2 separate regions of the Homo sapiens genome follow, and region 1 is linked to region 2. Evidence: read pairs that join two places in POLR2A ChIA-PET (ENCODE). Cell type or tissue: OCI-LY7. All regions are shown on one strand. Links, peaks and the distances in the headings refer to the core of each region. The heading gives the core; the rest is flanking DNA.

What was found. ChIA-PET counts read pairs that join two places held together with the same protein. Peaks named below come from ENCODE experiments on the same cell type or tissue, not always from the same donor. Only the 100,000 strongest peaks of a DNase experiment are listed, where the experiment ranks them.
Region 1: POLR2A ChIA-PET joins it to region 2 with 8 read pairs; 8 of 35 experiments call an interaction of 5 or more read pairs at or near these places.

What each region holds. Positions count from the first base shown.
Region 1 is chr3:53,244,914-53,260,075 of GRCh38, forward strand. It overlaps TKT (transketolase), which reads right to left and starts at 11,109. Exons shown (of 14, transcript NM_001064.4): 1 at 10,923-11,109. The coding sequence starts at 11,029. RefSeq lists silencers at 10,706-11,395, 13,660-13,954 and an enhancer at 13,660-13,954. In OCI-LY7, for the core only: no CTCF peak of the experiment used is centred there; DNase peaks (open chromatin) are centred at 4,758 and 5,285; H3K4me3 peaks cover 2,242 bases; H3K27ac peaks cover 3,382 bases.
Region 2 is chr3:53,131,848-53,147,009 of GRCh38, forward strand. No RefSeq gene overlaps it. Among named protein-coding and RNA genes, the nearest start is that of RFT1, 9.0 kb to the left of the region's middle. In OCI-LY7, for the core only: no CTCF peak of the experiment used is centred there; a DNase peak (open chromatin) is centred at 9,185.

The DNA of each region.
Region 1 (15,162 bases), core at 2,981-6,980, 110 kb after region 2:
CTGCCTTGACCAAAACAGTCCACTTACAACCCCAATTAGTTCAACCTGTGACGGTGGTGTGGCAAGCTTAGAGCTAGGCCCAAAGAAAGTCTCTTAAAGCCCCCTCCAGGCTGGGGGCAGTGGCTCACACCTGTAATCCCAGCACTTTGGGAGGTCAAGGCAGGCGGATCACCTGAGGTCAGGAGTTTAAGACCAGCCTGGCCAATATGGTAAAACCCCATCTCTACTAAAAATACCAAAAAATTAGCCAGGTGTGGTGGTGGACGCCTGTAATCCCAGCTACTCGGGAAGCTGAGGCAGGAGAATCACTTGAACCTGGGAGCCAGAGGTTGCAGTGAGCCAAGATTGCACCATTGCACTCCAGCCTTGGCAACAAGAGTAACACTCCATCTCAAAAAAAAAAAAAAAAAAGCCCCCTCTCCACTCCCCTCCAGGACAATATATATTCTTCCAGATGTCCCCTGGCCAGGAGAATCTCTGTCATCGCTTTAGTGCTCACTCCACCTGCTCACAGGTTTCTATGCAAGAAAAGGCCAGAGAGGCTCCCTCACCCTCCAGATGGGCTCCTTCAAGAGATAATGGATGTCAGGTTGGGCGCGGTAGCTCACACCCGTAATTCCAGCACTTTGGGAGGCCAAGGCAGGCAGATCACCTGAGGTCAGCGGCTCAAAGACCAGCCTGGCCAACATGGTGAAACCCCGTCTCTACTAAAAATACAAAAATTAGCCGGGCGTGGTGGCACATGCCTATAATCCCAGCTACTTGGGAGGCTGAGGCAGGAGAATAGCTTGAACCCCGGAGGCGTGGGTTGCAATGAGCCGAGATCATGCTACTGCACTCCAGCCTGGGCAACAGAGTGAGACTCTGTCTAAAAAATAATAACAATAATGAAAATAATTTACCAAAACTGACTCAAGAAGAAATAGAGAACCTAAGTAATCTTTCAAGCATTAAAAATAAACCAGATCAGTAGCCGAAGATGCACATCCCTTAACTCCCAGCAACTTCACCAGTAGGAACATACAGTGAAATGTACTCACATGTTCCACACATTCTACAGGAAACACAAACAGGCCGGGCACAGTGGCTCACACCTGTAATCCCAGCACTCTGGGAGGCTGAGGTGGGTGGATCAACTGAGGTCAGGAGTTCGAGACCAACCTGGCCAACATGGTGAAACCCTGTATCTACTACAAATACAAAAATTAGCTGGGCATGGTGGCAGGCACCCGTAATCCCAGCTACTTGGGAAGCTGAGGCAGGAGAACCACTTGAACCCAGGAGGCTGAGGTTGCAGTGAATCAAGATCGTGCCATTGTACTCTAGACTCGGTGACAGAGTGAGACTCCATCTCAGGAAAAAAACAACAACAACAACAAAAAAAAGGAAACACAAACAGGGCTGCCCCGCATTGTTTGCAATTGCAAGACCTGGAACTCACTTATATGTTTATCAATAGACGAGGTTAACTGGAATATATTAATATAATGGGATACTATACAGCAGTAAGAATGAGCGAGCTACACTTCACAAATCCGGTATCAATATTCTCTCCCAAATATAGTGTGAAAAAAGCACAGTGCAGAAGGATCTGTTTAACAAAGAAGACCATATTGATTTATGTACAAGTCTTTTTGTATATACTACAAGGAAAACAGGCCAGGTGCGGTGGCTCAAGCCTGTAATCCCAGCACTTTGGGAGGCCGAGGAGGGCAGATCACCTGAGGTCATGAGTTTGAGACCAGCTTGACCAACACGGATAAACCCCATCTCTACTAAAAATACAAAATTAGCCGGGCATGTGGCACATGCCTGTAATCCCAGCTACTCGGGAGGCTGAGACAGGAGAATCGTTTGAACCCGGGAGGCGGAGGTTGAAGTGAGCCGAGATGGCGCCATTGCACTCCAGCCTGGACAACAAGAGCAAAACTCCGTCTCAAAAAAAAAAAAAAGGAAAACAATAGAATGATAACAAACAAAAAATTCAGGGTATAGTTCTTTCTCAGGGGAAGGGAAGATGAGGATGGAGGGACCCACTGTAGTTCCAAAAATCACTGTAATGTACTAGTTCTTAATCCTGGGAGCAGCTACACACAGGTTCATTATTTATGACAAGAGTACATCATTTATCTTCTTCTTTATGCATATACTTTTTTTTTTTTAAATATTCAGGTGGCTCACGCCTATAATCCCAGCACTTTGGGAGACAGAGACAGGTGGATCACCTGAGGTCAGGAGTCTGAGACCAGCTTGGCCAACAAGGTGAAACCCCGTCTCTACTAAAAATACAATAATTAGTTGGGCATGGTGGTGGGTGCCTGTAATCCCAGCTACTTGGGAGACTGAGGCAGGAGAATCGCTTGAACCTGGGAGGCAGAGGTTGCAGTGAGCTGAGATCTCACCATTGCACTCCAGCCTGGGAGACAAGAGTGAAACTCAGCCTCAAAAAAAAAAAAAAAAAAAAATTTAGAAGAGGCCAGGGGCGGTGGCTCACCTGAGGCACCTGAGGTCAGGAGTTCAAGACCGGCCTGGCCAACATGGCAAAACCCCGCCTCTACTAAAAACACAAAAATTAGCTGGGCATGGTGGTGCGGGCCACTAGTCCCAGCTACTTTACATGGGAGGCTAAGGCAGGAGAATTGCTTGAACCTGGGAGGCAGAGGCTGCAGTGAGCCGAGATCGCACCACTGCACTCCAGCCTAGGCAACAGACTCCACCTCAAAAAAAAAAAAAAAAAAAAAAAATACTCAGGAGAGAATCCCAGGATGTCAGGGTGGAAATGAACATCAGAAGCAGTTCTTGCTCTTCCTGTGCCCTGAACTACCCGAGCTGGCTTCTGCCCGGAAAGAACCTCTGGCTCCAGACCTCAGGTTGTTTCTTCAGATCTCTGCCCCATGTCACCTCTTCCAAGAAGCCCTCCCTGACCACACTGTCTAAAATAGCTCTTCTTCCCCTCACTCATGCTTGCCACCTGACATTAGGTGGTTATTGCCTGTCTACCCTACTGCAATACAAGCTCCTTGAGGACAGAGCTTTGGGCCTTTCACTGTTGTATCCACAGGCTTGAATAGTACCAGGCACAAACTGAGTGCACAAATGAATACATGATGTATCCTAGTAACCTTGGGGCTGTAACCTCTTTGAGCCTCAGTTTCCTCACTATAAAACGGAGGTAAAAGAAGAATCTGACTAAATGATGTAGTGTGTATGTACAGAACGTGGCACCATGCATAGAAATTAGCAATTGCTCAGTAAATATTAGACTATGCTTCATTCGGAGGATGGGGCCACTAAGGTTCACAGAAAGTGACTTGCCTAAAGTCACACGGCCTGCCAGCAGCAGAGCTAGGATAAGAGCAAAATGCTAAGAAAAACTGGTGAATGGATAAACAAAATGCACTATGTCCACACAACGGAATATTCAGCCGTAAAAAGAAATGAAGGGCTGGGCGTGGTGGCTCATGCCTGTTAATTCCAGCACTTTGAGAGGCCAAGGCAGGAAGAGGACTTGAGCCCAGAATTTGAGACCAGGCTCAGCAACATACCCTGTCTCTACAAATAATTTTTAAAATTAGCTGTGTATGGTGGTGAGTGCCTCCCAGCTACTTAGGAGGCTGAGCTGGGAAGACTGCTTGATCCCGGGAGGTTGAGGCTGCAGTGTGCCATGACTGTGCCATTGCACTCCAGCTTCGGGACACAGTGGAGACCCTGCCCCCCACCCCCCAAAAAAAAGGAACAAAGTACTGATTCATGTTACAACATGGATGACCCTCTAAAAATTATGCTAAGAGGCCAGACCCAAAAGAACTCATTCTGTATAATTGCATTTATATGAAATGTCTAGAAGAGTTAAATTTAGAGACAGAAAATTAGATTAGTGGTTGCCCAGGACTGGGGGTGGAAATGGGGAGTGACAGCAAATGTCCAGAAGAGATCTTTTAGGAGATGTGGTAAATTTTTGTAGTAAATCTCTGCAAATTCATTAAAATCACTTACAATGTTATGATACGCCAATTATACCTTAATCAAGCTGCTAGAAATTTGTTTTTATTTTTATTTATTTATTTATTTGAGACAAGTTCTCACTCTGTCACCCAGGCTGGAGTGCAGTGGTACAATCTTGGCTCACTGCAACCTCCGCCTCCCGGGTTCAAGCGATTCTCATGCCTCAGCCTCCCGAGTAGCTGGGGTTACAGGTGCCTGCTACCATGCCCGACTCATTTTTTTTGTATTTTTTAGTAGAGACAGGGTTTCACCATGTTGGCTGGGCTGTCTCGAACTCCTGACCTCAAATGATCCACCCACCTTGGCCTCCCAAAGTGCTGGGATTACAGGTGTGAGCTATCACACCTGGCCTAAAAATTTGTTTTTAAAAGAAAAAGGGCCTGGAGCAGTGGCTCACGCCTGTAATCCCAACACTTTGGGAGGCCAAGGCTGGCGGGAGGATCACCTGAGGTCAGGAATTCAAGACCAGCCTGGCCAACATGGTGAAACCCCATCCCTACTGAAAATGCAAAAATTAGCTGGGCAGTGGTGGCATGCACCTGTAATCCCAGCTACTTGGGAGACTGAGGCAGAAAATCGCTTGAACCTAGGATGTGGAGGTTACAGTGAGCCAAGATCGCCGCCCCACTGCACTCCAGCCTGGGTGACAGAGCGAGACTCTGTCAAACAAACAAATAAATGAAGAAAAAGGTGCTAGGAGAGCTCAGTAGAGGAAGTTCTTGGGCGTCCACACTTCCCTTCCAGCTGTGTAGTCCTCGGAGATTCCACCCAGTGCACAAATGCAACTGACTTCTGAGCAACCCCCATCTGCAGGTGGGCTCACCCCAGCTCCCAGCACATCCTCTCTCCCCTACCTTGCCTCTCCATTCAGGGCAGGAGCAGAGCCTGCCTGAGGACCTAGCTCTGTGCAGGTCCCTGACCTCTAGAAGTGTCCCCAGCACCCAGGGCAAACTGGTCTGTGGCAAGAAGGGAGTTCCTGATTTTGTGGAACTAGGCGACAGTGACAACAAGCCTGCCACAAGAGACAATGAATGTTGAGGGGTCAGAGCCACAACAGGGGCCGGACATCAGTTAGAGTCCATAGGAAGCCACGACAAAGTCTCAGCCAGATCCTAACTAGGTGCTGTACTTCACTTCCAGTTTCTTAAAACACCGACCACCAGCCCTGCAGAGGAGAGGTCACTCGGGCAGAGAACCAAGCCACCCCAGGGTGGCCAGTGTCTTCACACTGAGTGAGGAAATGCTGCTGCTGGGGCAATCTCAACGGTCATGCTCTTGCCTCAGTCAGGGCCAGGATGGGTCCTGAGGCAGCCCAAAAACAGAAACAGGCCCAGAGAGGCGGAGCCACATGGGGCCAGAGACCCCAGGAGGCCCTCAAGCCTTCAGCCAAAGCACCTGGATGTCAGAGCTGGGTAAACTGGGATACAACCCCAGCCACTTTAAGGGCACAAAGAGCACCAGGATGTAAAATCAGCAACAGCGGGCGGTGGGACCCCGGAGCCCACTCACTCCATCCCCAGCCCTACTCCTGAGGCACCCAGTTTGAAACCACCTATCCATGAACCTCTCCTTTCAAGATGGAGAAAATGGCCTGTAATCCCAGTACTCTAGGGAAGCTGAGGCAGGTGGATCGCTTAAGCCCAGGAGTTTGAGACCAGCCTGGGCAAAATGACAAAACCTCAACTCTACAAAAAATACAAAAATTAGCCAAGGCATAGTGGCTCATGCCTGTGGTCCCAGCTACTTGTGAGGCTGAGATGAGGGCATCATTTGAGCCCAGGAGGCGGAGGCTGCAGTGAGCAGAGATCACGCCACAGCATTCTAGCCTGGGCAACTGAGAACCTGAGATAGGAAGGTTTTTTTGTTTTGTTTTGTTTTTTTAAGAGCCAGGGTTTCACTGTTGCCCAGGCTGGAGTGCAGAGCCATGATCATAACTCACTGCAGCCTTGAACTCCTGGGCTCAAGTGATCCTCACACCTCAGCCTCCCAAGTAGCTGGGACTACAGGCACATGCACAGCTCTTTCTTTTTTTTGTAGAGATGAGGTCTCACTATGTTGCCCAGTTTGGTCCTGAACTCCCAGGCTCAAGCAATCCTCCCACCCTGGCCTCCCAAAGTGCTGTGAATACAGGCATGAGCCACCGCACCTGGCCGGAAGGGCCTTTCTGACAAAGGCACAGCCACTAGGAACAGAGCCAGGGTTGGACTCATCTCCTGTGTCCACCAGCCAGGACTGGCCAGGCATTAACCTCCCCAAAGCTGTGGGTCAGAAACCCTGGGGGGACTTGTTGAAAGCACAGACCACCTTCCCTTTTGAATCAGGCCTGACTGTGATGGAGTCCTCAGATGACACTTGCACTGTTTGGATAACACCACAGTCTGGCCCTGGTGAGAACTGAGAAATCTTTGCCACCAGCCTCAGCATCCAGGCCACTTCTGACAAGGCCACTGGGGTTTTGTTTTTTTAAAGCCAGGATGAGCTGGACCCTTGCCATAATTCCTTCAGCCCATGGAAGGAGATGACCCCAGAGAAGCTCTAGCCACTGTGGGCGCTGCCTCAACAAAGAGCCTTCTGTGAGGTCTGTCCCTTCACCTCCAGGCCCAACTCCTGACAGAGGCCAGTGTCCCTGCTTCCTGGGCCTGGTGAGGTTCACTGCACACGGGTCAGCAATGGCATAGGAATGGGAAAGCTATCGAGAAACGAGCCTGGGTCCTCACAGAATGTACAAATCCTGTCTCAGTAAGTGGCCAGCAAAAGATTGGACCAAAGCTAGACATGGTAGCACATGTCTGTGGTCCCAGCTACCCAGGAGGGTGAGGCAGGATTGCTATAGCCTAGGAGTTCAAGACTGCAGGGAGCCATGACTGTGCCTCTGTACTCCAGACCTGGTGGGTGACACAGCAAGACCCTGTCTTAAAAAAAAAGAAAAAAGGAAAAGGGGCCAGGAGCGGTGGCTCACGCCTATAATCCCAGCACTTTGGGAGGCCGAGGCGGGCGGATCACCTGAGGTCAGGAGTTCAAGACCAACCTCAACATGGAGAAACCCCGTCTCTACGGGGTAAAAATACAAAATTAGCCGGGCGTGGTGGTGCATGCCTGTAATCCCAGCTACTTGGGAGGCTGAGGCAGGAGAATTGCTTGAACCTGGGAGGCGGAGTTTGTGGTGAGCCAAGATCGCACCATTGCACTCCAGCCTGGGCAACAAGAGTGAAACTCCATCTCAAAAGAAAAAGAACTGGATCAAAGTCCTGTGAGCTCCCCCAGAAAAGGGGACATTCTGACAAACTGTCACTTTAGCTGTGACTACAGCCCAGATTGGGCCAGGGCTTCCGGACTGAGCCTTCACTCTATGCCTCATTGCAGAGAGGGAACAGTGGGCCTCAAGATAAACATCTGGGGACAAGAAACAGAAGACTACCTGTGTCTCAAGTCTTCCTTGATTAGCTTTTGGGTGCAAACACACACATACTCTTGGCTCACAACTTTCAAAATATGGGTTGCATAGCAACGTTATTTCCTTCTGAAAAATAAGTTTTCCCTCCTTTTTTGCATATTTTAAACATATACATACACACACACAGTCACTGTATTTTACATATCCTTTTTTTCTTTTGCAAATGGATATTTTTTGAGTTCAGTGAGCTTCCCTCTCCAAGACATTACAATGTAAACATGGTGTAACTCTCGGACACCACAGTATGTTTCCGGAGGGGTAACGGCGGTGAGGAAATCAGACTTTGCCTAACAAAGAACTAGGAGACACACTTGACATTCCACTCTTTTGGAGCACCCTACATTTGTAAATCTTATTTCTCTCCAAGTGCCTTTCAGACTGACTAATATCCACCGCGGCTGTACCTGGCCTTCCCTTTCACCTTTTTCACCATTCTCCAGCCTGGCACAGACTGCTTGCCCAAGAGGCATTCTTTTTTTTTTTTGAGAAGAAGTTTCAATTTTGTTGCCCAGGCCAGAGTGCAATGGTGCAATCTCAGCTCACCGCAACTTCTGCCTCCCGGGTTCAAGTGATTCTCCTGCCTCAGCCTCCTGAGTAGCTGGGATTACAGGCGCCCGCCACCACGTCCAGCTAATTTTTTGTATTTTTAGTAGGGACAGGGTTTCACCATGTTGGCCAAGCTGGTCTCGATCTCCTGACCTTCAGGTGATCCACTCGCCTACACCTCCCAAAGTGCTGGGATTAAAGGGATGAGTCACTGCGCCTGGCCGAAACATTATTTATTTTTGGAGACAGGGTCTTGCTAATGTTACCCAGGCTGGTCTTGAACTCCTGGCCTCAAGCGAACCTTCTGCCTTGGCCTCCCAAAGTGCTGGCATACATGTAACACCATGCCCAACTATTTTTCTTTTCTTGGCCTTTCTTTCTTTCTCTCTCTCTCTCTTTCTTTCTTTTGAGACACAGTCTCACTCTGTCACCCATGCTGCAGTGTGTGGCATGTTCAAGGCTCACTACAGCCTCAACTTCCTGGGCTCAAGTGATCCTCTGCCTCAGCCTCCCATGTAGCTGGGACTACAGGTACACATCACCACACCTAGCCAATTAAAAAAAATGTTTGGCCGGGGGCAGTGGTTCACACTCGTAATCCCAGCACTTCGGGAGGCCGAGGTGGGTGGATCACCTGAGGTCAAGAGACCAGCCTGGCCAAGATGGTGAAACCCCATCTCTACTAAAAATACAAAAATTAGCCGGTGCGGTGGCGGATGCCTGTAGTCCCAGCTACTCAGGAGGCTAGGGCAGGAGAATCAGTTGAACCTGGGAGGCAGAGGTTGCAGTGAGCCAAGATTGTGCTGCTGCACTCTAGCCTGGGCGATAGAGCAAGACTCCATCTCAAAAAAAAAATTTTTTTTTTAAGCTATGGGGTCTCACTGTGTTGCCCAGGTTGGTCTGGAACTCCTGGGCTCAAGCAATCCTCCCACCTTGGCCTCCCAAAGTGCTGTGATTACAGGCATGAACCACCATGCCCTGCCAAGAAGCATTCCTGACAGCATGAGCCCCAACCAGACAGTACGGAATGGCCACCAATTCCCAGCCTGGGCAAGTAACTTAACACACTAGCCTCAGTGTTCCCGTCTATAAAATGTGAATACAACACAATCTATCTCACAGGGTTATTCTCAGGATGCAACAAACGATGATGCTGTGTCATACCAGATACCTACTTGGCAGCTCAGGAACCCTGTAAACATCTGCATGTTTTATCTAGCCCTGAAAGATGCTCAGATGTGCAATACTACTTAGTTGGGTAATTGCTGCCTCTCTCCAGCTAGACCTCAGACCCCCTGAAACGGCCAAAGGTAGCAGGTCCAACAGTACCAAATAAGCAATACAAGGCCTGCAGAGCTACCGTGTGCCAGGCTGGTGAAAGGGGAGCTGAGAGTAAGCCAGGTCCCTGCCCAGGCAGGGGATACCCCACATAAGTGGTAAGACTGACACAAACCCAGGAGAGCTAACAGGTCCAAAGTGTGCAAGGCAGTGGGTGGGGGAAGGGCTTTGAAAGACATCTAATCCCTTCTGAGAACAGGGTGTCTTAGAGGCACAAAGGGTGAATGCGTATCCACCCAGAAAGGTGAACAGATTTACTTCTTAATAATATATCCTGAATGAAATTGGCCAGAAGCCAGAATCTTGTCTGTCTGAAACAGAGCTTGTTTGGGAAGGTCCCGAGAAATCATCCATCACGCAGCCCTCACAACCCTGTCATGAGCCCGGAGCACTGCTGGCACTGTGGCCTCAAAGCAGCCTCCAAGTAGAGCACTGGAGTCCTTGAAACCACCCAGCGTGGTTAAGTGCCATTACTGTCCCCGCTTTACAGAGCGGGAAGCAGGCTCTGAAGTAATTCACTGACTGACCCCCTCACCCACCCCACTGGACACCTCCAGCTGCATGCACGGTGGCCCTCATTAATTATCCCTGTCTCCGCTACAGAGGAGGCTCCTTGGGTGTCCACCTTCTGGGCCAAAAGGGCTGGCCAGGGAAGGATCTTGGGGCCTAGGCACGCCAGCTCCTGCCTGGGAGATACAGCACCTGGTGGCTGGCCCTGCCCCAGGACGTCACTCCCGGCGCTAGGGCCCTGGAACTCCGTCCTTCCGGCGCTCAGCCTTCTCAGTCTCCTTGCCCTCCGCCTCCTCCCGCCCCAGGTCAAATCTTAGACCTCCTTTTCACAATGGATCCCAGGGTTCTGCACCCACGTGCCACCGCCCTCCTCCCCTCTTCCCCCAATCAGCCCCGCCGCTGCCTGGCGTCTCAGCAGCCCCCTGCTCCAAACTCGGACCCAACCCAGGGGTGGCAGGAGACAGGGGTAGGGGAGCGTAGTCTGAGGTGGGGAGAAGGCCGGGCCCCCGAGTCTCCTGCAAGAGGAATTAAAAACAGGGTCTCTAGAGTCGGACTGCTGGGGCTCAAATCAGATCTCCCTGTGTGTAACTTTGGGTAGCTGACTAACTCGGAGCCTCCGTTTCCCCATCTGGAAGGGGGAACACTCCCGGCGGCGCCCACACAGCCAGGTGGTGGAGAGGGTTAAGAGGGCCGCGTTCTGTAGAACAGCAGTAATGGTGGCCTTCCCGGCATCACCCTAGAGGGTACTTGGCGAGTCGCGAGCCCATCCCCCGCGCCACCATGCAGCTGCGCGGCCGGCGATCCGCGTGGGGAAGAGCCGGCCTGAGGCGCACGGAGGACCAGAGGCCCACGCGGCCGAGCCCGGGCGTAGGGCGAGTGTGCGGCGCAGCGGAAGCCGCCTGCAGCCCGGGGCCCTGCGAGGCGCGCGTCTCCGCCCTCCGACGGCGCCCGGGCCACCTTCCTCGTCTAGGCATCTCGCAGCGCGACCCAGAGCCCGCGGCGACTCTGGCCGCCGCAGACGCCCCCCGCCCCGCCCGAGCCGCGTCCCCGGCCGGCGCCGCGCACTCACCCAGAGCCCGCCGCAGTGGTGGCCTGGATGGAGCTGATACGTAGGCGGTTGGCCGTGTCCTTCAAGGCCTGCAGCTTCTGCTGGTCAGGCTTGTGGTAGCTCTCCATGGTGCGGCAGGCGGGGACCGGGCGCACACGCGGACACACAGAGATAGCGGCTGCTCCCGCGGCGACAGGCGGCTGCCGAGGCCGGGCGCGGGGCGGGGGCGCGTTAAGTCGCCGGGCGGGGCGGGGCGGGGATGGGAGAGGCGGGGCAGGGGGAGGAGGCGGGGCTCGGATCACCCCAGGCCTTCAGCCCCGCCCCGCCTGGGGCCGCCTCCTGCCCGCTCCCCTCCCCTAGGCGCTGGGCCGCTGCGGACTGCGAGGTTAGCAGTTAACCACACACACCAATAATAATAACATAACGAACAACTCAGGATTCGAGTCTGGGCTCCTGACTCGAAAGCCTCTCAGTCTCCCTCCTCCACACAGTCCTCCGTGGACTTGTCACGGCGAATCCCATTTTAGAGATGGACAAACTGAGGCTTGGCAAGGGCAATCAAGGTCACAAGGCTGGTGGGTGCCAGGCTTGGCCCCAGCCGACCAACCCCAGGCCCAAGAGACTGCAGGACTTAATTTTGAGACTGAGTTTCGCTGTTGTTGCCCAGGCTGGAGTGCAATGGCATGATCTTGGCTCACCACAACCTCCGCCTCCTGAGTTCAAGCAATTCTCCTGCCTCAGCCTCCCTAGTAGCTGGGATTACAAGCATGCGCCACCACACCTAGCTAATTTTGTATTTTTAGTAGAGACGGGGTTTCTCCATGTTGGTCAGGCTGATCTTGAACTCCCGACCTCAGGTGATCCGCCTCGGCCTCCCAAAGTGCTGGGGTTACAGGGGTGAGCCACCGCACCAGGCCCTATTTCTTTTTTCTAATAATTAAAAAACTTGTTTTTTCTTTGAGACGGGGTCACCCATGGTCACCCAGGCTGGAATGCAGTGGAGTGATTACAGCTGCCTGAAGCCTCAGCCTCCTGGGCTCAAGTGATCCTTCTGCCTCAGCCTCAAAAGTAGCTGGGACCATAGGTACACACTACCACGCCCGGCTAATTTTTGTATGTTTTGTAGAGATGGGGTTTTGCCACTTTACCCAGGCAGGTCTTGAACTCCTAGGCTCAAGCCATCTGCCCTCCTCTGCCTCCCAAAGTGCCGGATTATAGGTATGAGCCACCATGCCCAGCCACTCAGGGCTTTAGAGCCCTGCACAGGGGATGGGGATTATTGAAAATGAGAATAGGATAGTGGTAGCCATGACAATGCCAGGTGATGATAACTGAGAAATTACTAGGGGAAGATCCTTTACAAATTATTAGGGCCTAGAAACACTACTGACTTTTAGGGAGATTATTGGGTTTGCTTCCAGGTCTGTAGGGACAGGGGCACCCACCACTACTGTTATCAGACCCCATGGTTCCCAGAGGTATGAAGCTCCCCAGAGTGGGATTAGGGAGGGGACTTTCATCACAGACACTGTTTCATTCAATCTGCCCACCACACTTGGCCAGTGAGGTACATACTGCCTACAATGCCTATTTTACAGAGGAAGAAGCTCCATTTGACAGAGGAAAGATAAAGGCAAGACCCTCAAACGGATGGCTGGGCAGGGAGCTAAAACCCTGAGAGATCCAAGAGGCACCAGTGGCCGCCCTGTGTCCTCTGTGTCCTCCCTGCATTGCCCATACTCAGAGAGCTCTGGCTCATGAGGCGATTGACTGAATTTGAGTGAGTCCCCCAGCTCGCCTCCAGGTGCTCCTCTGCTGGCCTGACCCCCAGATGCCCAATCAGACCCTAAGTATGGCATCCCATAGCACCTGGCTCCTGCTGGCCCAGCCCGCAGAGGCTGGCCCTATGGTGTCTGGCTGGTGAGGGCTATGGGCTAGGATTGGAGGGGGGCCCCACAGTGTGCCACCCTCAGATGCCTGGCAGGTGCCACCTCTGCCCTCAAGCTGCTCACTGTCTGGAAAAAGGGCAAACCCTTGAAACCCTTTGAAAGCTCTGTGCCTTCCAACTCTGTGGCCCTTAGAGCAGTGGCTCCCTAAGGGAGTGGACTCCATTTCCCCATCTGCCTAATGGGACTCATCCTTATCACTCTGGTCTCTGACAATGGCACAGAACTCACCATGGCTCTGGGGACCTAGGAGTAATGGAAAGAAAATTGTCCCCTCCCCACCACCTGGAGCTCCAGGGACCTCAGGGAGGCTCTCTCTCCTCCTGGTGTTCCACATGAATGGGGCCTGTGATACTATGATATGCATATACAGGCCCCTGGCTTAGAACTGCCCCCAACCCTTGTTATACCACTGGGGTGCTTTAGACCTCAGGAGCAGACCCCAGAAACAGAGTCTCTCAGGCCTTCTCCTACCTTCCTTTCACCTGCTCCTTTCTCTCCCCATGGCAGGATCTTCTCCTGCCGGTCTGTCTTGGAGCTGGCCATAAGTAAGTTCTCTCACCTACCTCGTGTAATTGTAGGTCATTAGACCCCCATGAGAAGGGGTTCTGTCCCATACCCATGAGGAGGGAAGACCAGAGTGGGTGCAGAGTGATAAGGATGAGTCCCGTTAGGCAGATGGGGAAATTGAGGCCACTCCCTTAGGGAGCCACTGTCCTAAGGGCCACAGAGTTGGATGGCACAGAGTTTTCAAAAGGTTTCAAGAGTCTGCCCTTTTACCAGACAGTGAGCTTCACAGAGAGGTCAAGAAGAGTCAGGACACACAGGTCTTGCGGGGTTTCCCCACTCAGTCAGTTAGTATTAGATCATATACTTTTGGTCTAATCACATTTCCACAAGGTTGTCAATCATGTCTGTCCAATGAAATGTCCATGAAAGGCTCAAGAGGACAGGGTTCAGGAGCTTCTGGACAGCGGAACACGTGGAGGCTCACAGGAAGGTGAACAAGAACTCATCCACGTGCTGGGAGGGTGGAACATTCCAGCTCCATGGAGACAATGGCTCCTTCACTAGGGACCTTTCCAGGCCTCCGCCTATGTATCTCTTTGCCTAACTGTTTCTTTGTCTCCTTTAAAATATCCTTTGTAACTAACCGATAAATGTGCTTTCCTGAGTTTTGAGAGCTGCGCTAGCAAATTAATTGAACCCAAAGAGGGAGTGGTGGGAACCCCAACTTGAAGCTGGTCAGTCCCAATCTTGCGACTCATGGGAAGGAGGAGGTGCTCTTGGGGGACTGAATCCTTAACCTGTGGTTTCTGAGGCTATCTCCAGGTAATTAGCATCAGAATGGAATAGAGTTGGAGGACACCCAGCTGGTGTTGCTGCAGAATTGGTTGCTTGCTTGGTGCATGGGGAGAAACCCCCACACATTTGATCACAGGAGTCTTTTGTGTTAATTGTTGTGGTGTGAGAACAGAGGAAAAACAGAGTTTGAGTGTTTTCCCTTTCACAGGGCCCAAGGGTTCAGCCTTATTTCAAGAGCTCTTGGTCTTCCTGAAGGTCAGCTTCAGAACCAGAATCCTAGGCTAGCTGGAGGTGTTGCTAGCACCCAGTTTGTCCAGGGTGGTTCCCTTGTCCCCAGGTCCCAGGGTCTTTATTCGAACCCTCACGCCTCAGAAGTCACATGGCACTTGGAAGAAAGCCCTGGGATCCTGTCTGGCTTCCAGCTAACATCTGGCTCCCTGCTGCCCTCACACCCCATCCTCTCTCAGCCTCCTGTTCACCCTCCCCATGGCTGCCAGAGAAGTGTTCCTCCCCAGCTTAACTCCCATGTTGTTCTTCCTCCACCCTTTGGATATAATTCAGGTCCCCCAGCCCTACCCATCTCAGCCACACTGACCTCGCATTCCTTAAAAAATACCAAGCCCACTCCCTCCTAGAGGTTTTGCACAGGCTGCTCCCTGAGCCAGCAGAGCCCTTCCTGAGGCTCCTCACATGGCCTGGATCTAGAGCCATGCTGCCCATCACACTGCCTGTCTTGGTCTCTGCAGGGCTCTCTGCCTATCTGCATGATCTTTGGTCAGCTCCCGGAGAGCCGGAATACAATCTCTTGTCCCTGGCTCTATCCGCAGGGACTACAACTGGGTCTCATATACAATAGGGGCTCAATGAATGCCTGCAGAATGAAAGCATGAATGTCAAGTGATGTGCCTGAGGACACAGAGTCAGCAAGTGCCAGGGCTGCACCCAAGCCAAGAGGGCATCAGGGAGGCCTCAGGGGAGGGAATCTGGCCATTCAGACTGGTGTCCTTCAT
Region 2 (15,162 bases), core at 7,126-11,125:
CCAAGCAAATCAAGACAGTACCCCTAAAATACTCTGTACCCCTTTATAGTTCCTAATGCAATCTGCATTATAGCAGAAAGACTAGAATATGTGTCTCTATATAATCAGCCCATGAGCTCCAAGAGGGCAGAAGTGCAGCCTGCCTGGTTTTGCTTCCTGAAGTAGCGGTACAGAACATTCTTAGGGCTCCTATAAATGTCTCCTGACACATGACTGCTGCTACTGCTGCTGGAAACAGACTGTGGAACTCAAAGCCTATCACTCCCATCTTCCCAGGTGAAATGAGCTCTGTCTTAGTGTGGAGGCCCAGAATGTGAGCTTTTCTTTTTCTTTTCTTTTCTTTTCTTTTCTTTTCTTTTTTTTTTTTGAGACAGGGTCTCGCTCTGTCTCCCAGGCTAGGGTGCAGTGGTACAGTCTTGGTTCACTGCCGCTTCCACCTCCTGGCCTCAGGTAATCCTCCCACCTCAGCCTTCCGATTAGCTGGGACTACAGGCGTGCAGCACCAGACCTGGCTGATTTTTTCTGTGATTTTTGTAGAGATGGGTTTTTCCCACGTTGCTCAGGCTGGTCTCCAACTCCTGGACTCAAGTGATCCGCCCACCTCAGCTTCTCAAAGTGCCGAGATTACAGGCATGAGCCACCGCACTGCACCCTGCCCAAGAATGTGAGCTTTTGTCTGTCAGAGAGAACTGACCTTGAATCCTCATTCTGCCACTCACTGACTGGGTGACCTCAGTATGCTCAGCTACTAAATAGGGATATTATCTGTCCTGTAAAAATAGTCATAAGGATTGTTTCAGGCAAGTCTGGCCCTCAGAGAGCTTAAATTCTAGTGAAAGGGAAACTGAAAAAAACTCTAACAAACAAATAAAATTTCACATAGGGCTAAGTGCTACGAAAGAATGAAACCAGGTAAGATCCTAGAGGCTTTGGAAGAGAGAGAGGGGTGCTGTTTTAGGATGAGTGAGTTGGGCACCCACCTGGGGAGGAGTGTACTTGGAGAATAGAGAAAGTGCTGGAGGGTCCAGGTATTTGGCATAATGGCTGAGATGCTAAAGACCTTGACCTGGGCAGCCTTCCCACCCCCCTGGACTGTGGGCCAGCAGGTGAGACAGCCTCCCACTTCCTTTATTCCCAGCCAAGCAGTCTCCTCCTCTACAGCTCATCCCCAGAGTAGAACCAGCCAAGAGTTCATCATGTGCACACACTCCTAAGCCTGGCATCCATGTAAGCTGCTTTGGGAGGGAAGAAGTGATCATTTTGCTAGGAGCAAAGAAGTCAAAGGGGAAATGCTCCAAGCTAAGTCTAAAGGGCAAAGCATTCTAGGACCCCAAGGTATGGACTCTGTGGGGCTCCTGGGTGAGGAATCCAGGGACTTTTTCTCTTATTCTGGAAGTTAACACTTGGCAAGGAGGGACTGAGCAGAGCCCAGAGCCGTGCTGGGTTCTGGGGTGGGTGGGGAAAAAGGAACTGTGAGGAGAATCCACAAACATTGACCACTGACTCCATGTCAGGCACCTGTCTGAGCACTCTACATGCGTGTACTCCATCCTGTCAATAACCTATGAGAGAGGGACTGCAGATCAGGAAACTGAAGCACAGGGATGTGACGTAACTCATCCAAGGTCATTCAGCAAAGGAATGGTCAAGGAGGTATTTGAACTCGGGTCCCTTCTGATTCCAAATGCGTGAACAGTAATGTTCCTCCCTTCAAAAAAAGCTTCTGATTGTAAAGGAGACCTAAGAGTCCCTATATGTAAGCCACAGAGAACATATGTGGCATTGAGAGAGTGGAGTCTGGGAGGGCTGCAGCAGTCGAGCTGTGGTAGGCTTGGAGGCATTCCCTCTCCCCAGTGAGGATCTCTGAAGGTCTTGACCCTGTTGGAGATACTGGCCTGCACGCTCCACTGGGAGTTGCATACTCCATGGTCTTGCCCATGGAGGACTCAGCTCAGGGCTGGCAAGTAATGGCCCACTGGACGTTGCATTTTGTATGGCCTACAAGCTAAGAATAGTTTTTACATTTGTAAATGGTTGGAAAAAAATCAAAAGAATATTTCATGACACATGAAAATGGTATAAAATTCAAATTTCAGTGTCCACCAGGTACAGTGGCTCACGGCTGTTATCCCAGCACTTTGGGAGGCCAAGGTGAGTGGATTGCTTGAGGTCAGGAGCTCAAGACCAGCTTGGGCAACATGGTGAAACTCCATCTCTACAAAAAAATACAAAAATTAGCCAGGCATGGTGGTGCGTGCCTGTAGACCCAACTACTGAGGAGGCTGAGGTGGGAGGATCATTTGAGTTTGGAGAGATCAAGGCTGCAGTGAGCTATGATCATGCCACTGCACTCCAGCCTGGGCAACAGGGTGAGACTCTTGTCTCAAAAAAAAAAAAAAAATTCAGTGTCCACAAATAATGTTTCATTGGAACATAGCACACGTACCCGTTTGTTTACATATTATCAATAGCTACTTTCTTGCTACAACAGCAGAATAGGTTGGTCCACAAAGCTGAAAATATTTGCTAGATGGCCCTTTACAGAAAAACTTTGCCAATTCCTGGTGATCACCATTGAGCACCTGGGATATAGTAAACATTTCAATATTGAATGAATGAATGCATGTGTAAGTGCATTGGAATAAATGAATGATGAAGGACTAGGAAAGGAAGAAAGACAAGTACATAGGGCTCTTGTACTCTTGGTCCTCTTGGAGAGGAAGTGGCCCCTTGAGAATACCAGGCTGTAACTGGTGGTCATTGAAGGAGCCGTTTTCCCCAGCCTTCCTCCCCGCCTCCTGCGTCTGTGCCAGGTAGCCTCCCTGCCAGGGAAATCTGACCCAAGCCACCTATTTTATTACAAAGCTGGAGGGAAGTGCCAGAGCTGGTGCCAAGCCAATTAGGCTCCTAGGGCAGAGGAGCAGGGAGGGAGGCTGCTAGTGGGCCAGGAGACAGGGTGGAACCTCTGGCCAGCTGGGCCATGGATCTCAGCTAGGTGGAGGCAGGAGAACTGGGCATGGTCCCACACACCAGCCACTAGGTGGCAGATCGTCCTGGGTGAGGGCGCTGCCTGGCCAAGGCTTCTGCGTCCCAGAGCACCTCCATCAGGGCCCCTTCCAGAAGCAGGACCTCAAGGCTCTGCCTCTCTCAAGGCTCTGCCTCTCTCAAAAGTCCCAGGGCATGATAATGCAGCTGTGATACTAGTCGTCCACATCTGTCTAAGTAAGCACTGTGCTGGACACCTCACTTTCATGATCTCATTTAATTCCCATAGCAGCCCTACAATGTAGGCACCATTATTATCCCCATTTTACAGGCCAAGAAACTGAGGCTTGACAAAGTTAAGGGACTTGCCTAAGTACTAGTGAATGGTAGTGCCAAAATTTGAACTGGGCAGTGTGGCTTTCAGTCCCTTAACCAGACCTAACCCAGAGGGTTTATTGTTAATGCTGATTCCTGGGCTCCACCTCAGCAATTCTGGGGTAGGCTCAGGAATCTGCATTTACCAACACTCTGGGGGCTTCTTCTTTTTCTTTGTTTTCTCCTTCTCCTTCTTCCTTTTTTTTTTTTAAGACAGAGTTTCGCTCTTGTTGCCCAGGCTGGAGTGCAATGGTGTGATCTCAGCTCACTGCAACCTCCGCCTCCCAGGTTCAAGTGATTCTCCTGCCTCAGCCTCCCAAGTAGCTGGGATTACAGGTGCGCGCCACCACCCCCAGATAATTTTGTATTTTTGGTAGAGACAGGTTTTCACCATGTTGGTCAGGCTGGTGGTCTTGAATTCTGACCCCAAGTGACCCACCTGCCTTGGCCTCCCAAAGTGCCGGGATTACAGGCATGAGCCACTGTGCCTGGCCAGCCACCATGCCCAGCCTCTGGGGGCTTCTGATACAATGATCTAGGCTCTCAGAAGCACTGCCTGAGGTGGGATCTTCAGGCACCTTGGAAAAGCTGCCTCCTTCAGTGAGCTAGAAAAGTCTCTCTGCCTCAAAAAGCAAAGCAAGTTCTGAGATCTGCCTCCAGGCTAGACAAGCCTTAGCGTTGGGCCCAGGGCCAGAGGTCAGAGCAGTAGGGGCTGGAGGCCGTGCCTACGTGAGGGCCTTGGGAGAATTCGGTGCCAGGAAGACTACACAGGGCAGCCAGCCCCTGGGACCCAGGGTCTGCCCATGGGTTGCAATGAGCAATCATGGGGCCTTGGCTTTGCCTTCTCCTCTGGGCATTGATTTGGGCACAGGGAAAACAGTAACCTGCAAAGCTCACACATCAGTATGTTTCATTCCATTCAGCACTCTGCGCTGGGCGTCAGAAGGGGGCACACGGGCGAATAAGCCACAGTCACTGCTCACTCAGGCAGCAGTGCTTTCTCCTTTTGAGGGGAACACAAGAGTGATACCAGGTATGTTGAGGTGGTAAAAACTGGCAAGGGGAACTCAGGAGTCAGGGGGCAGATTTTTTGGCTGGGGAATCAGGGAAGCTTTCCTGGAGGGGATGCTTTTGAAGTGAATCTTGAAGGGCAAAAGGGCTTAGTCAAAAAGAGGGACATGCCAGGCTGAGAACACAGTAACGATGAAGGCTCACAGGTGGGAACTTGCCGAGCCTGTTGGAGGACCCAGGAGTTGGCTGTGGCTGCTCCGGAGTGCAGAGGTTCTTCCACTCACCAGTCAGTGGCCAGTGCTGAGCTGGTGGTCCTGAGAGGAGCAGGCTCATGGGTGTGGATGTGTATATGTGAATGAATACAAATTCAGGTGCATATGTTCACGCGCATGGGGGAAAGTGAGTGTGCATTTGCATGTGTGTACAGGCCCATTCGCCAGTCTGCTTTCAGATAGACAACGTCCATGTGTGGGTGCATGTCTACCTGCATATGAATGGACATGCTTGTGAGTTTACCTGCAAGCGTGGATGTGAAAGCGGGAATGCAAGGTCATGTGCAGCACATGTAGTGTGGGGGGTGGGTATGAAGGTGTGCATGGCTGCAAGTACACAAATATGTGTGCTGGTTTAGGGTCAGCCTTCAGGCTCTCTGATTCTGGGTCTGTGGGCCGCATAATGGTAATCATGGTTGATATTGTAAAATCTTTTCCCCTGAGTCAGGCCTCCACCTTCCATGCATCACTCCAATTAATCTCATTGATCTTATGAGGTGGGATTACAGTAATATACTGTTGGCCCTCAGAGGCCCTCTTTACCATTTTCTACAAGCTGCTCCTCAGCAATTGAAAAACTTCTGGTGAGGAAGTGCCCCTGGCATACTCAGGGCTGGCCTGGATCAGGGGTTTTCATGCACTGGGTGGGAACGGACATTCCCTGGGGCCTGGATCTTGGGACCCAGAGCTACACACATAGAAAGGTCACACAGAGGTGAAACAAGGTAGCCCTTATTTATCCAAACACCCAAAGAATTTGGGCCAGAGCCAGCTGAGGCCCCCAGCATGAGCAACTGTTTTGTTTCTTGCCCCTTAAAACAACAGCCCAGCTTGGAGATTTGTCCCAGATTCTCCTGGGCCAGTTTCTCAAAAGCTACTCACAAGCACCTGCTCCTGAAGAGGGCTGGAGTCCCAGCCTGGAGACCTGCATATTGCTGGGAACCAGGATGTCCCTCCCTGAGCCCTGAGCACCTGTCAGATGCAGCAGCACCACCAGCTTTCCTCTTGTATTGAGGATGTGGGTTGCCATGTAAAAAACAAAACAAAACAAAAAAAACAACGGCTGGCTGAGTGGCTCATGCCTGTAATCCCAACACTGGGAGGCCAAGGTGGGCAGATCGCTTGAGCTCACGAGTTTGAGACCAGCCTGGGCAACATGGGGAAACCTCATCTCTACAAAAAATACAAAAATTAGCCAAGCGTGGTGGTGTGCACCTGTAGTCCCAGGTACTTAGGGGGCTGGGGTGGGAGGATGGCTTGAGCCCGGGAAGCAGAGATTACAGTGAGCCGAGATGGTGCCACTGCATTCCAGCCTAGGCAACAGAGCCAGACCTTGTCTCAAAACAACAACCACCACCACAGGGTCACTCAGAACCATTTTCCCTACCATTTAGAGATGGACTAATCTAAGCTCAAATGCCCTTGGGCAAGTCACTTCACCTCTCTGAGCTTCCACTTCCTCATCTGTAAAAATAAGGATAATAATAATACTCACCACATGGGTTGTGGTGAGAAATGAATGAGATAATGCATGTGGAGGCATCCACACCATTGGGCACATGGAATGAGTGTGCTTAACAAACAGGATCTGTTAGTGTCATTTTTATAGTATTTGCATCATCAGGGCTGACATCATTTCTCCGCGTGACCTTGGGAAAGCAGTTAATATTTCTGGACCTCCATCTCCATCCCCACAGAGATTCTTTTGACCTTCAATCCTTCCTTTCTCCCTTATTTCTTCCCTCCCTCCTCCTTCCTTCCTTCCTTTTCTTTTCTTTTTTTCTTTTCTTTCTTTCTTTCTCTTTTTCTTTCTTCTTTCTTTCGTTCACTTTTTAAAAATGGACAATTTAGTGAGTTTTAGTGTATTTACAGAGTTGTACGACTATTACTACTATCTAATTCCAGAACATTTTTCATCATCCCCAAAAGAAACCCCATACTCATTAGTAGTCACTCCCCAAACTCTCTTCTTTCCAACTTCTGGCAACCACTAATCTACTTTGTGTCTATTTGGATTTGCCTATTCTGGACATTTTATATAAAAAGCATCATACAGAATGGGGTTGTCTCCGTCTGGATTCTTTCACTTAGCATGCTTTTGAAGGTTATCTATGTAGAAGCATATATCAGTACTTCATTCCTTTCTTAAGGCTGTATAATATTCCACTGTATGGATATACTATATTTTGTTTTTCCATTCATCAGTTGATGGACATTTGGGTTGACTTTTATGAATAATGCTGCTGTGAACATTTGTATACAGGGTTTCGTGTGGACATGTGTTTTTAATTCTCTAGAAGTGGGATTGCTGGGTCTTGTGGTAACTATGTTAAACAGGCTGTTTTCCACAGTGGCTGTACCACTTTACATTCCCACTAGCAGTGTATAAGGGCTCCAATTTCTCCACGTCCTCACCAATACTTATTATTGTCCATCTTTTTGGTTATAGCCATCTTACTGGGTATGGAGTGGTATCTCATTGTGGTTTTGATTTGCATTTCCCTAATGACTAGTGTTATTGAACATCTTTTCATGAACTTATTGGATGTTTCTGTATCTTTTTTGGAGATATGCCTGTTTAAATCCTTAGCCCACTTTTTTATTCTTTTGATTTTAGCTAACATCTACTGAGCATCTCCTGTGTGCCAACATACAGGGGGACAGGAAGGGGCACACAAAGCCAGGGACTCGGCCTGGGGCATGAAGGCCTACCCTCCCCTGCTCTGCCTCCCAGGGTTGTCACATGGAAGCATGTGCGTAAAGGAAGGGACACTGGTCCTTAAGGGGAGGAGGTACGGCCTGAGACAAAGGCTTCAGGTTTCAGAGTCTCTATCTGTGCAATCCACCCTCCCAGAGGCCTGCCCTGCCATACCCAACACCAGTGTGATCAATACCTGGCAGCTAGAAGCTAAACACACATAGCAGCCACCCAGGCCACCAACAGAGCAGGCACCCACCTGGGTATGAACCCTTAGGAGTCCCAGTTTAAACCCACCACCCAGCCAAGGCCAGCCTCTTAGTCTCTGGTCACCTGCAGGCAACTCTGCAGGGTGAGTGCTAGAGACAGTGAGGCTGCTGTGGCCTGAGCAACAGGAAGACAGAAGGACCCTGTTCTGTCCCCACTGCTGTGTGCCTTATGCGTGTCCCTTGACCTCTTTGAGCCTTGGTTTTCTTATTTGTGAAATGAATAGCACAACCTCTTAAGGTAGTTATGAGGCTGCAATGACATCTTGCATGCAATGGAAATGTTCACTGAATAGAATGCATTATTTTTCTTGTCACGTAAAAACTGAGAGGGAAAAGATGATCTATAAAGGCTCTACTCTTTTATAGAAAAAAGCAGCAATAAGGAGCCAGGGGCACCCCCAGGTCAGATGGAAGAAGCAAAGAGGGAGGTCAGACTCCCTGAGACACAGTCACGTTTATGGGGAGCAGCTGCCCTGAACTCCAGGGTTACCCAAAAAGGACTTCAGAGGCAGTGGCCCTGGCTCGGGCTACCAGACCATCTTGGGAAGCCCTGCCACCTCTGTGGCTTTCTGGCCTCCATCCTGGCTTGGCCTCAGCCCTCCCAGCCCACACCACAGCAGCCAGGAGTCTTCTCACTGATCTGTCGAGCTCATGACTGAGAGGAAATATGTTTCCAGATAAGATGAAAATAGATCCTTCTCCAAATATGCTCATCATGGCTAAGAAAAATAAATAGAACCAAGAGGGAAAAGAAAGCAGGGAGCAGCCATCAGAGAAGGCCAGGCCTGGATAGCCTGGAATGGCAATCTGCCCATGAGTGGGGGTTGAGCTTGTGCAACAGAAGGGGGTACGTGAGTGTGCATGTGTGCATGTGTGTGTGTGTGATCAGTTGAGTTTGCATGACTACATGAGTGTGCAGGTGGGACAGCAAATGTAAGTATGTAGATGAATATGAGTGAGTGGGTATGTGTGCATGGGTGTGAGGGTGTGTGTGCCTGTAGGAGGGTGTGTATGCTGGTTGAGCATGTGAGCATGTGTGTGAGAGACTGTGTTAGTACGTTTGTGAGGTGAAAGTGTGTAAGCATGTGCCAGCGTGAGTGATTGTGTAAGCATTGTGTGGGTGTGAGTGATGCAAGTTAGTGCATATATGGCAGTGTGCAAATGAGTGTGTGTGTATGAGTACAAATGTGTGTGATCATATGCCTGTGTTCATGAGTGTGTGAGTGTGTGCATGTGTGAGAATGTGTGTGAGTGAGGATGCATAGGAGTACCTATGTGTGTGTGTTCACCTGTGTTGTGTGGTGTGCTTGTGTGACCATATATGGGCAACTGTGTGCTGAGGGTGTGCATGCAGGTATAACTCTCTCTGGGTGTGAGTGAGAGAGAGAGAGTGTATGAGTGTGTGTGCATGAACTGAGCATGCGTGTGCATGTGTTTCTGTGAGTGGTTGTGGTACTGTGTGTATGTGTGCCCTGAGTCACGTGCTAGGGTAGGTGGCCCCAAGGGAAGGGAGAAGGGAGAATTCTCTAGGCTTACTCACTATGGCTCAGGCACAGCCAATCAGAAAATATTTCAAAATAGACTTGCTTGCATTTGTCATGGCAACTTCCTGCTACCCAGTGGCCAGAAGGCTTCCTAGAGTTGCAGCTTGTCAGGGACCTCTCAGAGGCACAGACTGTTGGAACTCAAAGGGGTCTTGAAGCTCATCTCCCCAAAGACCTCATGTTACAGGTGGGGAGACTGAGACCCAGGGTCACATAGCTGTTGAGGGCAGAGCTAGGCTTGGAACTCAGGCCTTCTGTCTAGTGTGCTTGTGCCTCCCACCAACATAAACCTTCTGCCTCCCTGGCCGTCATTCATTCATTCATTCATTCATTCATTCATTCATTCAGCAAATGTTTACCAGTCCCTATTAAGTGCTGGGTTCCAGGGTACAAATCCTGCCTCAAGGAGCTTTCCTCCCAGTGCAGGGAGGTGGGCCGAGAATTCTAGATCCCGATAAGTACCCTGAAGACAGGAAGGCAGGGTGATGTGATGTCAAGGCCTGCTTCAGCTGGGGGTCAGGGAGGGCCTCTACAGAGTGGCACTGTGGCTGAAGCCAGGTGGATGGAGCCAGCACCTCACAACCAGCTATCTAGACCCATTTCCTAATCAGCCTTGTAGGAGCTGATGGAGCAGTCAAAAGTGCCCCAGGTCAGGAGGCCTCTGCCATTTCCCAATTCTGACGGGAAGTGATGGAGAAAAGCCTCTTCCTTGTGGGTGCTATAGGAATCCTCCTTCAGAGAAGGCCAAAGCTGGGAAGCAAGTGGGTCCTGAGGCTGCTGGGGATGTGGGGAAAGTGTCACCTTCAATTCATGCTCTGGAGCTCTGGTCCCACCCTCATGAAAATCATAGACACCACTGATGTTAAATAATTGTAACTGCTGATGTTAGTGAAGCCTGTAGCTTGTCTCAGACATGAGCTAGGGGCTTCAGAAGCATTATTGTTTTTAATCTCCTCAATATACCTTAGGAAATGAGCAGACATCACCCCCATTATATAGATGAGGAAAGTGAGGCCCTGCTGAAGTAACTTGCACGAGGTCATACCACCAGGAAGGAGCAGAGCCTCAGGGCTTTTGTGACCCCAAAGACCAGAGCCTCTGAGCACATACCCAGCCCCTTCTGCCTACTTGACTTCATGTCTCACTGATATGGACACTCCTGGCTACGCTGGCCCTCGCTGATCACCCTGCCTGCCCTTGGAGCTCCTACCGACTCAGCCTCATGACCTGCCACAAACCCTAAATATGCCTCCCTTTCCAAAGGCCGTGATCAACATCAGTGTCCTAACAGCACCCACTGCGCCCCAGGAGCATCTGGACCTTTACATGCGTGATCTCATTCTTCAAGAGAACCCTCCAAGGTCAGGCTTATGTGTCTCATCTTACAGGTGAGAAGGTAAAGGAACTGGCTGAAGGTCATGCAACCATAGGAGGGGATCAGGTAATCTGACGCCACAACCTGAGAGTGCCCCATGCCTTCCCCTGGGGGTGCTGGCCAAGAGCTCAGCCTGCTTCACCTTGCTTAAGCCCCCACATCAGTCACTCCCTCCTGCCACCAGCCTTGACCTACGCAGAGCTCAAAATCATGCCTCAGCAATGCTACAAATGACAGAAAATCCCCCACCTTTGAGGTCACTCTCGAACACTTGTAACCGCAAATATTGAGACAGTAAATGCCGAAGGTTGTCCATGTCTGCACTTCAGGGCAGTGAGAGAATACATCTAAAAGAGCACAGCCTCATGTTAGAATAGGGACCCTGGGCAAGTGACTTGACCCTGCAGAGCCTGTTTCCCCATCTATAAAATGGGGTTACACAACAATTCCCGCCTCATAGGTTCGGAGTCAGGTAAAACCAACATAACATAATGGTGTCTGGCACACAGCAGATGCTCAGTAAGGGTCCATCAGTTTGTTGAAAATTGGCCTCAAGTACCTGAGGGGTTGGTGCTATTTAGAGTCTGGACAATGGGATGGAGATTTCAATTTCCTGGGTTTCTGGGGCATTGCTTGGAAGACCTCTGTCCTCAGCTCTCTTCCCAATCCCCTGGTAATTGGGCTCAGCAGGCACTGGGCTCTCCCTCTGGACACTGTAGAGGTGGAGGGGCAGCAGCACAGGCCCCAATCTCTCCAGCTTGCCCACAAGCTGGGCAGGGGAAGCAGTGGGTTTTCTAGCCAGCTGTGCTCCCAGGCCTGCAGTCAGGGAGGGAAGTATGTGCTCAATGGGGAAGTTTCTGCCACAAACACCCAGTTGAGAAACATGGTGGGGAAAATCCAGCAGGCTGCTGATCTCCGAGTGGCTCATGCAAACGACTGCCTCGTCCCTTTGTCCCTCTAGCCTGGGGGTGGTGGTAGCTTCCTGCTGGTGCTACCCTCTGGGCTGCCTTTCCATTCCCTTGATAGCTTCTCCACTTTTTCATCACTTGTATAATGGATTCCCTACATTCAATTCCCTCTATTTGAAATACCTAGAATGGCTTCTTTTGCTATTGGACCTTGAAGTTCAGAGAAGTGAAGTCAGCCCCCTGTTCCTTTGGAGATCTGCCTCCCTCACCCTGGCTCTCTGCTAACCTTTTTGCCAGCTGCCATAGCCTTTGTGGAGTTCTGTCTGAGAATACAGTAAGCCTAAGGAACCTCATCAACTGATTTTCACTAAAGTATTACTGACTGATACTTGGGTCATGTGGAAGAAGCTAGAACATCACGGGGCCTGTCCAGGGGAGTCTAAGGCCACAGAGGAGATGCAGCCACAACTGGAAAAACTGCCTAAGGTGTCTCTCTTCCTGCCTCCCTCCATTTTCCTCTACAGGCCAAACTAGGCCACACAGCATGGGAATACAGCCTGAAGAGGTTGGGCCTCTCTGCCATAGGCGAAGATCAGAGCAGGGGAAGGATGAAGAAGGATTTGAGGCAAACAGCCCCACACATTCCCCTTCTGTGTACTGTGGCAGGGGATTGGACCAGATGGTCTTTGAGGACCCTTGTTCTCTGAAAGTCTACAGATCTAGGACTCTTAGGGCAAGGACACAATTTCCCTGGATTCTGTCTCAACTCTGATCTCATGTGGCCTTCTGATCCCTCTTCTCTCTGGCTTCAGTGTGCCTATTTGCTCCGTGGAGGAGTTGGCCAGCCTGGTCCAAGAGGGCCCTGGAAAAAGACCCAGGTGTGTAAGCTGATTGCTTATCCACGCTTCTCCAGGGAATCTGCTGCACTCACCATCCCTGACCACTGATGCCTTCTCCATTCTGCTGTCCCAGACTGTAGTCCTGTGCCTGCTTCTCTCTCTCTTTTTTTTTTTTTTTTATGGAGTCTTGCTGTCACTTAGGCTGGAGTGCAGTGGTGCGATCTCAGCTCACTGCAACCTCCACCTCCTGGGTTCAAGCGATTCTCCTGCCTCAGCCTCCCTAGTAGCTGGGATTACAGGTATGTGCAACCACACCCGGCTAATATTTGTATTTTTAGTAGAGACGGGGTTTTGCCATGTTGGCCAGGCTGGTCACAAACTCCTGACCTGAAATGATCCGCCCACCTCAGCCTCCCAAAGTGCTGGGATTATAGGCGTAAGCCACCGCACCCTGCCATGTGCCTACTTCTCTCCATAGCTGTGAGCCCATCAGCCATGGGCCCAAACCTGCCAACCCTGTGAGGCCAGGAGTGACACCAGATGTCCAGGCTCCACCTTCTGCCTGGGGATAAGGAGCCCTTTCCCCTCAGAGGACTAGGAGGCACCTCCTGGCCTTGGGCAGGAATCCCCTTGAGCCCTGCCCCATCTGTCCAGGACTCCTCCTTTCTTCTTCTCCAGAAAAGAAGAATGGACCAGTTTCTAGAAAAGTTTCTAGAAAGACTCCAAAAGAGGTGTAGACCATAAGAGACGACTGGTCTCCCTCCACAGAAGCAGAGGTCAGACCCTCCCAAAGCTTCTGCAGACTCTCAGCTCTCAACTCAAGTAAGTTAAAATGTACCCACTTCCCGCATTATAACACTTTTGAATTACTTTGTATGAGTTAAGGCGTGCTACAGTTTACCGGCTGTCCTAATATTACATTTTGCAGATGTTTAATTAAACATGCAGGAATCTCAAGCTTCCTGTGACTGAGCTCAGCTCAGGCCTTGTTCTGTGTGATCTCAATCTATTCTTCAAAATTGTATTATTATTAACCCCATTTTACCAGGGAGAAAACAGGATGCAAGAGGTCCAGCACTTTGTTGAAGGCCACACAGCTAGGGGCATGGTGGCATGGGCACTGGCTGCTCTCCCTTTGCCCTGGTGGGCCTCTCCCTCAGCCTGACGTCTGTCAGTGCCTCCCTGCCACCCCTCCAGTTCCTGGTTCTGCCTTGGGCCGACTGGGCCAGGTACTTCAGGCCCGTGGGGCTCAAGTCTCTCTAGGAGAGTGAACAATCTGACCTGCTGCTGGACCAGAGCCCTCCTCCTGGCCCAGTTAGGAGCATGGTGCCCGCACCCCAGGACCCCTCCCTGGGGTGAGCTGCAGGGCACATAATTTACCTGCCAGGAGCCAGGAGGTAGGAAAGCAAACACCATAAATCATCAGGATGCCTGTGTAAATATTTTATAGCTGGGACAGTAAATAATGCAGCTCCCTGGACACGCCCCGCCCAGTTCGTCTGTCCCACATCTAGCACCCAAGACAATCTGTCTGGGCCTCTCTCACACCTTGTGTTTTTAAAACAAATGCTGTGGCCCAGTGCTGGACATTTTCACATGTACATCTTCACTGATCAGCCTTCGCTCAGGTGTGGAACAACTTTCTCCCTCCTCCTTCAGGAGTCATCTCCTCCTGGAAGCTTTCTTTGATTTCCTGAGTGGGGTCAAGGGTTCCTCTGGCTCTCAGTCCCTAGGCTTCCCCATCTGGGCCCTGCTCACTCTGTGTGATCATTTCTTGGCTCCTATTACGATTCCTGGTGACTAGTCTGCCCTCCCTCTGACTGTCAGCTCCAAGAGAGCAATCGTATCCCTAGAGCTGAGGGCAGAGGTTGGTGTATAGCAGGTGCTCAACAAATAATGTTGAAGGACAGAATAAATTATCTTGCTTAATCCTTAAATAAGTCTGTGGTATAGGCATTATTATGTGTATTATTTCTATTATCCTTATTTTATAGACAAGAAAACAGGCCCAAGTGGCAGTACTGGGATTGACCTGTCTGTCTGGCCCTAAGTCTAATGCTTCCTCAATAACCCATCTGGGACCTTGACTCTTTCCCCTGAGGACCCCAAGTTCCTTGAGTCAGGGACCCTCCGTTTCTGCTCAGGGAAGCTCCTGACCCCTCCCAAGGGCTCTGGTACCCAGTGGGTGCCAATCCATGTGTTTGAATGGCTGGAAAGGGCAAGGGAGAAGTCAGACTTTTGTCCTTGACCTGGGAAGGAATGCACAGTGAGCACCTTGGGAGCAGAAGGCTGGGCAAGGGGACCTGTGATCCCTGGGCCCCAGAGCAGTTCTGAGAAGATGTGCTCTGGGGAGGGTCTCAAGTCTCGGATGGAGGCGGGTGTGGAAGGTGCTCTGATGCAGCAGCCCAGATGCCTTCCATCCAAAGGCACTGTGCCACTGTGGGGCCGCATCCCTAACTAGGCTATCGCAGCCTTGCAGGAACCTGAGACAGAAGACAGATGATACTGTCTGCCTTCTCCCCATCCTGTGTCAGGCATTGAGAACGAGGACAAAGAAATCAGGGCATGGGCAGTGCAAGGGGGGGACAGGGCAAGGACAGCTTTGCACAAGAAGCCCTGGCCTGACCCTGGCCTCAATCCTTGGCAGGAGGTGGGCTGCAAAGGGAGGGCCAATGGATTTCAACTGATGTATCAATTCCAGCTGGTCGCCAATGGCTCCCTGGAGCTGTGTTGACAAGGATTCTGAGCTATATCCCTCCAGGCTCGGCAAGAAGCTCTGTGATCACTTAGCAATATCTGCCTCAAGCACAGAAGTGGGCACAGTAGCTCACCTAGGAATTTGCCACCCCCTTCTTCTACCTTTCCTCAGCTCTCAGCAGAGTAGGG